Linked DNA regions of Mus musculus: region 1 is linked to region 2. Evidence: chromatin loops called from intact Hi-C (ENCODE). Cell type or tissue: heart. All regions are shown on one strand. Each heading gives the region's core, and the rest is flanking DNA. Links, peaks and the distances in the headings are about the cores only.

Region 1 (4,386 bases), core at 63-4,062, 390 kb before region 2:
ATGGTGAGCCGCTTTGGATTTCTGAATGCAAACCTTTCTGGTTACCCTAGGGCTTGAGCATAGCACTCCCCACTCTGTTTCTCTGTCTGTGGCTCTTACTGCTCTTCCTCACGCTGGAGCGCCGGCTAAAGTTTTCTTGCTTAGAAGCTGCCTTTGCCTCTTCCCCTCTGCATCCTCATTACATTAGCTCCTCACCGCACACTCAGAGTCTCGGGTTCCTGTTCCTCTCACTGTCACCCAGGGCGCCCCTCACCTGCTGCTCTACACTTCTCCAATGCTGTTAGCATCATTGTCCATTCACATACTTGCTCATTTTAGCTGCCTCAGCACCCCTCCTCTCGTCATGATTGTGGGGATTTTTGCCCCCCCCCTTTTTAAAATCACAGCTCATTTCTGGTGTTCAGAACATCCCTTGATGGTCACTCAGTAAGGTTTTACTGAATGAATGAAGAGCCCTTCTGATCATATTTATAGGTGTCATCATTTAACAGCTGTCTACCTCACTTGGCTATAAGCCCTGTAAGGGTGGGAAGGGGAATTTCTTGTTCCAAGGATATCCTCAGGGTCCAGCACTGTGCCTTCTGTCTAATGAATGCTTGATAAAGGCGGATGGCATAAGAAATGAATGGGCAAGGGAGTAAGTTAGTAAGGTTCAGGCTCGGTGAGCATATGAGGCAGGGTGGGACCTCTGTAGCCTCCCTCTGCCCTTCTCTGGTGCTCCAGCCCCAGAATCCACCCTACCTTGTTCTGCTCCTCATAGTCCTTGGTGAAGCAGCTGTTCAGGTTATTGGAGAGTTCCTGGAGCCTCTCGGTGGCGTTAGCATTGGGGGTGTTGTCTTTAAAGCGCATGGTCTCATCTATTATGTCTTGTACCAGAAAAAAGGCCTTCTTTAGGTAGCAAACAGGATCATCCTGGAATACAGGAACCAGGAGGTTAGCACCTGGCCATGGTGGCCTGGAAACCCAGGCTTTATATGAGACGATCACACCCTAGGCAGACAGAGGGCTGTAGCCTGTCACCCTGTAATCTGAGGAAGGGACACACCACCCTGGTGATGAGGATGGTGATACCCTTGGCCTGTGTTTTGTTTTCTTTCTTTAAATCAACCATGATGGAGAGTTGGGCTGGCGTGAAGGAAAGGTGGATTCTGGTTGGAGAGAGCTTTTCTGCAATGCAGCTTTATTCAGGAGACACAGGGGAGGGTGGGTTTCAGCCTTGCTGCCCCTTAGCATTTTCTCTCTCTCTCTCTCTCTCCTCTCTCCTTTCAGCTTACTTCCACTTTTTTTTTTTTGCCATATGGCCCCCTCAAAACCTCCAAAATATAAAAATACTGAGGGAGGACTACCTCATTGTCAAAAGTGTAGCCTTGGGTTTTGTCTCCAAGGATACAGTAGTTGGTTCAAAGACAGAAACTACTTTTATCTCTGTATCTCTAGTGCCTGATCCAATAAATAGGTGCCATGGTGCAAGTGAAGGAGCAATAGAATGGATGGAAGAAACCCTGAGACTATGCAGGCCATGGCATGTTCACAGAGATGCATGGGTCTAGTGCATGAGAGCTCAGAGATAGAAGGAATTCTGGGTAGCCTGACTGTTCTCTTGAGGCTTGAAGATAGGGAGGTGTGTAGCACAGGGATCAGCGGGGCACATGGAAAGGATGGAAAGACATCACAAAGAGCTGATGCAAAAGCTGGGGAGCAGAATGAAGCAGAGGAGGGAAATGAACGTAGGGTGTGGTAGGTACTGCAGACTTGGAACTAGACTGTGCTTTCTCCTGGAGCCATGGGGCTCCTGACAAGTAAGGCGAAATAAGTGAAGGCTTTGGGGTTTCAGAGGGCTCCCCCTAGTGGTAAGATGGAGAGTGCCCTAGAATCAGGGAAGTCAAGAAGCCCCTGAAAATTTCCAAGGGACTGGGGAGGAGAGAGGGACAGCACCCTAAGGTGCAGAGAGGCAGTATTGGCTGCATTGGGTGGCTGGTCAGTTAGGTGTGGGGTAGAAAGCCAGGCTAGACTGCCTTCCTGTCTCTGGCCAGTGGATTGGAGAAGATGTGATCTAAAAAATAAAGCACATTTTTTACTTTACAAGGTATAACATTCCTGGGCTCAAATTAGGCCTCTATCACTTGGCTAAGCATGCTCCTTAATCTCTGCATGGGTAACAAGCAATATTTGTGGACCTCAGAATTGTATTGTTAGGATTAATTGGGGAATGTGCCTAGCATTTAGCAAGTACCTGATTTATACCAGGTCAAAGTAAGGAAACAGAAGGACTTAAGCTCTGGACCCTACCCAGCCCTGCAAGCTGGAACTTGACACTTGAGCACCCAGGGACCCTCATCCTGTCTGCTCTAGGTTTTCTGCTGCCTTCATACTGTTCCATGCCAACACAGAGCGGGCCGTGAATATTCACTTAAGCACCTTACAGACACTTGCTACTCACCAGCTGTTCCTGGTCTACAAATTCAAAGGCAATCTGGCATGAAGTCTCCATTTGACTGTCGATCTGTGAGATAGAACAGGCCAGTGGTTACATAGTACCTACAGGTCCACTCAGCTTCAGGATGGGGAACCCAGGTTTTGGGGTGAATGATGTTTTAATTTTACCTCCCTAAAACAATGCCAAAATGACAGAGCCACAGCTGGGGAAAAGCTGTATCTTCCAAATACCCAGAGTACTTAAAAGCCAACAACAGACACTTCTACTTTGACCTATGAAATTGCACAATCTAGTCTGTATATGGAAGAATTATCTCTAGGAAAATATAGGATGTAATCTTTTCTGGAAGGTGGTAAGCACTCTATCATGAAAAGCCTCAGGGAGAGGCTGGCTGAGCTCTGGGGAGTCTGGGTCTCTAGCCCTTGCCTCTCCCTGGAGCAGAGACCACGACAGCACTCATGGCCTTGGGCCTGCCATGGAAGCTGCATGCATAGGGTGCTGTTAAGAAGGGAGATTGGGAAGGTCAGCTCGGGGGCCCAAGTTCAGGCTCTGCACATGGCCTTACCCACTGGTGCCCCACCCTGCCGGGCTTGTGGAATAAATTCTTTAGTGAGAGGAGCAGGAACCATGACAACAACTGGATCCTGCCTGGCTAGATGACATTTAGAATTGTTGAAGATTGCATTAAGCCTATTAGAATGGGACCTGGGTTCCTTCCTGGCCCAGATGAGCAGGGCATTCCAACCTCAGGGGCAAGGATCAGGGGAATGAAGGCAGAAGGCGCAGAGTTAGGCTAGAGCCTCCCATCTAAATTTGGGTGGGGCCCTGGTGCCAGGCGCTCAGGGATCTGGCTATCCAGGAGCAGGATGAACCATCTGGACCCAGCAGGCAGACTGGGCTGACTTCCCAAAGGAGGCATTGTCTGAGTCAGAGCAGGGTCAAGGAGCAGTTTAGAATCCATAGTGGACATTCCTGGACAACCATTAACCCAGGCAGCAGTTAGAAGCCCACCCTAGTCACTACAGGTGACCCAGACTAAGGGGTTGGGAGGACCTAAAAAGATCAATGAGAGAAGTACCAGGAGAGCCATTATCCACTTGACTGTTTTCTGGAAGCCTCTCTTTGACTCTGCCTTCTGGCTTGCTACCTCAGTTTCCTCAGTGAGGAGAAGGCATGGTCTCATACTCACCAACTGCTGCAGGACCTTCAGGTGTCCATTCCCAATCATGTGGCTACAGTGTTCTGACACCTCCTTGGCAATACTCCTGCTCATGAGGAGACAGACCAGCAGCAGCCGGGAGCCCAGCCATGTCTATAACAGAAGGGAGTCATGTCTTTCCAGCACTTCCTCTCCCTAGCTACCCCCATGTCCCACTAAGGGCAAAGAAACAACGCCCCATTCCCATGCTGCAGCACCATTAGATTCTTATCAGCCAGGGCACCACCTCACTCTTCCCTTGGTAATAGCCCAAATGCCATCTTCTCCAAGAACTCTTCTGAGGTTAACCCAGAGCAGCTCAACAATACAGAGTACTTTAAAAGACAATTTTAAAAGGCTTACTGTTTTTGTTTTGTGTTTATGAATATTTTGCCTGCTTGCATGCACACACTCTATGTGCTTCCTTCTTGGAATCTCCTGGACCTGGAGGTATGAATGGTTGTGAACCATCATCTAGATTCTGGGATTTGAACCTGGATCCACTGCAAGAGCAACAAGTGTTTTTAAATGATGAGCCACCTTTCCATCTTACAGAGAATGTCTAATGATAATACTGGTGGTGTGCCAACCAGTATAAGTTTTAGTGACTGAGAGACTCAAGGGTAAGATTTTCTATCCTTTTAACTTTTAACACTGAGACAAATAGATACCTTGTAAGCTGCCTTCAAACTTGTGGTCAGTCACTAGCTTTCAGATTGCAAGCCAGAAACACTCATTACCCCTGGCACCT
Region 2 (4,386 bases), core at 304-4,303:
TCTACTAAGTACCATCCCAGCCGGGTTACACCCTCTCCAACCTGAAATCCCCACGCCTTCCGGGGCCTCAGTCGCCAAGCCCAGTACCCGCCCCATTGCTGGGCATCCCCTCCTTGTCCCTTTGGGGTCCTCTCTGCCGGCCTTGGCCAGACCCCGATCAGCTCCGGCTGCTCCCGGGGCCGGGCTCTCCGGCTCCAGCGCTCCAGCTCCGCCCCCAGCCCCTCACCGAGCAGCAGCAGCTTCACTTCTTTGGCCGCTTTCTCCCCGTCCTCCCGCAAGTTGCGGTCGATCATCTTGCTCCGCTCCACCGCCGCCTTGTCCTCGGCGCTCAACGTGCAGCCCATGGCGGCGGCGGGAGAGGGGACCGGGCCCGGGCTCACTCACACACACCGCGGGAATCGCCACACACCGGCGGAGACGGGTCTTCTGCTGGGCGGTGGCCTTCTCCGTCAGCTCCCCTAGCTCCCGGAAGAACCGGATGTGTGCTGTTTACGACACTTCCGGCGACGCCCAGCGGCCGTTACTACTTAGAGCGCTGTGCCAGTGGGAGGCGGAGGTGGTACGGAGAGCGGAAGTTCCCTGGTACCTGACTGTCCCCGTGGAGTGATGGCGAGCCTTCGCTCCGCACCTCCCAGCCTTAATACCCTTTTACTTCTCCGGCTCCTGGACTTGGATTCCAAGTGTAGAAAAAGCGGGACTTCCAGCACGTGGTGTGCTCTGGAGGTTTGGCGGTGAGGATCAGATTCTCAAATGAGAGCTCACAGTCCTCTGGGAATTGCTGTTGGGAAAAGCCTCCCTCTCCAGAAAACAAACAAACAAAAAAACCTTTTTTCCTTTTCATCTGTGATTTGGAGCCCAGGTCTCTGTCCAGAGCCGCGTGTTGGGCACTTCAGCCAAAGTTCCCTCCGTCTGATCCTTGAGCTGCCCAGCCTGGATGTTCACCCATTCCTCTGGCTACACCCATTATGCCAAGTATATATTAGTCCTTCTGCTACAACGTATGGATTTCTGTGAGCTGTACATATGCCTGGCACTCCTATGTTGGCAAAGGATCACTCGACCGCATCAAGTAATAGAGAGTGAAAAATAGGTAGTAAGTATTAGAATATGAAACTAGGTGTAATTCATTTATAATATTTCCACGCTTCCCTTTCTTCCAGGTAAACCTGAGGACTTAGTTCCATACCCAGAAATAAACGAGCTAATCTCTAATCTAACAAGAGTTCCTCTGTGATAGCCACAGAAAGGGGGAAGTTTGGTAAAAGTTGTCTTTCTACTATCTCCTGAATATTGGCTCTGTGAAGAATATCCTAAAGTCCCTACTAAATAGACCCACAATGACTCAACACCCGTTTTAAGAAGGGGCATTTTTTTACAGCCATTGAAACATTTCCCTGGAATTTAAAACATTTCTCTAGTAGGAGGTAACTTAAGCTACAAATTCCCAAGAGAAAGGTCTATAGTGAAAATTAATTAATTAGAACCATCTAATTAGATTAACCTCGTCCACGTCACCCATAATGCTTGTCAATTCCAAGTCTGGAAAGTCTCCCACTCATTTCCAAAAGAAACTGCTTTTCCTTTCTGATCACTTCTAGGGGGGAAAGGGTCAAGAGGAAAGGGGGAAACACAACATTATTGAGTACCTTTTTGCCAGGTAGGCACTTCCATGTCTCATCTCTTAATCCTCACAACAACCCTGTGAGGTAGGTAATATTAATCCCCATTGTCGCCAATGAGAAAATGGGCTCAGAGGAATTCAGTCGCTTTCCCACGTCCACACAGTAAGTACATCTGTCTAGTTTCAACTTCACGCCCTCTTTCTACCAGACCTCTCTAGAAGGTATAGCTGGGAGACCCCTGACAACAGAGCATCTAAGGTTTTTGGATGGCAGTCACCTCGATACCAAGATGTTGGCAAAACTGGCAGGATGGATCATCTCACCCTGTTGCTTCCTCGGCTTGTAAGGGAGATTGTGTCCAGGAACCGCCTCCAGGAGGTAAGGATTGGATATTGAACTTTACCAGTCCGTCTCAGTGACTAGAAAATTCCTGGACAGTGGCCATAGCAAAAGTTGTGGAGAAAGTTCTCTTCACAATACTAGGAAAGTTTTACTTCCTTTATGATCTGTTCCTACAGCCAGGGAAAACATGGCAGCTTGCTAGTTAATGGCAATAAGATCTCAGTGTCGGCTTATTTCAATATGACTTAGAAATATCCTTGCTCTTAAAACTTCCTTTTAATGTGAAGCAAGGGTTGAAGGGCAAAGTTAAAAAAGGAAAACTTAACAAAATGGCTGCCAAGCAATATTTAACTCTCTCTCTCTCTCTCTCTCTCTCTCTCTCTCTCTCTCTCTCTCACATCCCTCTCTCACCCTACATGTCTACGTTTCCTGTCTGCTGGGCTCACACTGCCACCTACTGGCAGTCTCTGGGTCCTACTAGCTGATTGGTGGAGTAATAGTATGTGAAAGTTTTCCCTATGATGTACTAGGAAGGAGACCTCTCAGCATGAGCTTTATCTCAAAAGAAAGGGAAGGGCTCTAAAGTTGGAAGGACTCCCATTTGCCGTGTGTTACTTTCTAAAGGATTTCCTCAGTGTAATAGGCTCCAGACTAGAAGAACACCAATGATAGGAAGACAGAAACCTGTAAATGTACCTAAGCCAAAGAGGGAAAAAGCTGTTTGCCCAGTTTTATTTAGTAGATTATTTTCTTCCCTAGAGAGTTTTGCTTACACTCCCCACACTTTCCGCATCTGCATGGAGTCTCTTATGCATCAACTTCAATATATTCTCAAAAGTCAGAACCATAGATATAATTTTTCCTTACTGTATAACTTTATCAGACCTAAATGCTCTACAAAAATACAAATATCTGGTCGAGTTAGCCTGTGAAGTCCTTGAAGGCAGAGGTGGCACATCATATGTGTATGCCCCGGGGGATGTTGGTGTTCAGCTATTCATGCATTGAATAGAACCGAAGGAGTCAGTGTTGATATTAATATAACTTTTTATCATAAAATTTATTGGTTGTTCAAAGGGGAAACTACTCCACCCCAACCCACTTTCCCCCTTTCATGTTGAGTGAGCCAGAAATTTGTTCAGCTATAGCCCACATCCCCCTCTGGTTCTACCTTGACCCTTTAGTATTCAGTTGAGGGAAATGGAATGAACAGGACCCAGAGGGGAAACCTGTCCAGCTTGCAATTAATCCCTTTCCGCTGAAAATACCATTGCTGATACTAACCAACACAGCCCCTATAGTCTTAATCAATAAGCAGCAAGGCCCAATTCTCTGCTCTCTCTCCAACCTAGGGCTGCAGGTAGGAGACAGATTTAAGTCTTTGTCACAGAAGCTAATTTTGAGAGCAATGATGGGGAACAGGGAGACATTTCATGGACAATGGAAACCCCACCCTTCCCTTGCCCGACCTGAGTCTCTTGTACCCGAATGTCCAGGGGGCTGGAAGTGGGTCACTGCCATGAGGAGATAGATCGGGGAGGCCAGTCCTGGAAAGAAAAGATTGGCAGTATTATTGATCAGAGTAATTTACCTGGCCTTTCTGTATCCAGCCACGTTACCAATTCAAAGGCTAACACCCACCCTCAGCTCTCTGACCCCCGAGTCATTCCTAGTTACTCAAAAGACAAGGAGGGAAAGGGCATCCTGCCTCCTGCTCATCTCTGCTGAGGTCAGGACCCACACTTGATTTCATATGTGCAGGAAAGAGAATAGGAGAGAGTTGCAGAGTTGTTCTGTCTTCTCCTCCACTACCCTGATTGCAATTTTTCCTTGCTGCTGGCCAAATCCAATTCACCCCTACAGGTCTTCTCACTCTAGACATTAACTTTAGGAAGGGATCTGTTAACTCATGAAACACTTGCCGAGATGGCAAATGAGAAGATGTGGGCCGCTTTCTTACCTTGTCTCAGAGTAAGCATTAGTCTGGACTACTACTCTGGAAAGAGGTCAACCTCAACAGTCCCCAGATTAACTGTTCCTAGCCTGCTGCTCCACCGCCTACCCTTAGGAAGTTTCCCTGTCTCCCGAGGCCTGAAGAGTACACTGGAAGAAAGGCTTTCCCTCACCTTTGTCACCCTTTTCTCTCATCAACGTCTCACCATACCCAGGTTCCCTCCCCCAATAGTCAAAGATCCCAGCCAAGTCCAAGGCTTTTTGCCACATGTCCATCCTGTCGATTCTGGGCCTGACCCAGGAAACACCAAGCAAAAGCTAAGTCCAGAGACCCTAGCCCAGACCCCAGCCAGCCGCAAAAGCAGTCCTTGAAATCATAAACCAGTCCCAAGCTTTATTTCCCTCCTGGTGTCCGTCATGACTCCAGCCTTGGTGAGGGGGCGGGACGGAGGTAGCTGTCGGACATGAT

The links. Hi-C counts contacts between places; a loop is a spot of excess contacts. Peaks named below come from ENCODE experiments on the same cell type or tissue, not always from the same donor. Only the 100,000 strongest peaks of a DNase experiment are listed, where the experiment ranks them.
Region 1: a loop joins it to region 2, with 2.1 times the contacts of the local background. A loop is called at or near these places in 1 of 42 quality-filtered maps.

The regions. Positions count from the first base shown.
Region 1 is chr3:107,752,991-107,757,376 of GRCm38, forward strand. Csf1 (colony stimulating factor 1 (macrophage)) reads right to left here. Exons shown (of 9, transcript NM_007778.4): 2 at 3,627-3,749; 3 at 2,441-2,503; 4 at 742-912. All of the region lies in intron 1 of Gm40121 (a long non-coding RNA gene), which reads left to right. Among named protein-coding and RNA genes, the nearest start is that of Csf1, 5.3 kb to the right of the region's middle. In heart, for the core only: a CTCF peak has its summit at 1,850 (motif pointing left); DNase peaks (open chromatin) are centred at 3,371 and 3,711; H3K27ac peaks cover 285 bases.
Region 2 is chr3:108,145,662-108,150,047 of GRCm38, forward strand. Gnai3 (guanine nucleotide binding protein (G protein), alpha inhibiting 3) reads right to left here and starts at 491. Exons shown (of 9, transcript NM_010306.3): 1 at 227-491. The coding sequence starts at 344. Gpr61 (G protein-coupled receptor 61) reads right to left here. Exons shown (of 3, transcript NM_001305461.1): 2 at 4,091-4,386; 3 at 2,660-3,511. The coding sequence ends at 4,333. In heart, for the core only: CTCF peaks have their summits at 516 and 2,441 (motif pointing left); DNase peaks (open chromatin) are centred at 490 and 2,420; H3K4me3 peaks cover 1,033 bases; H3K27ac peaks cover 1,776 bases.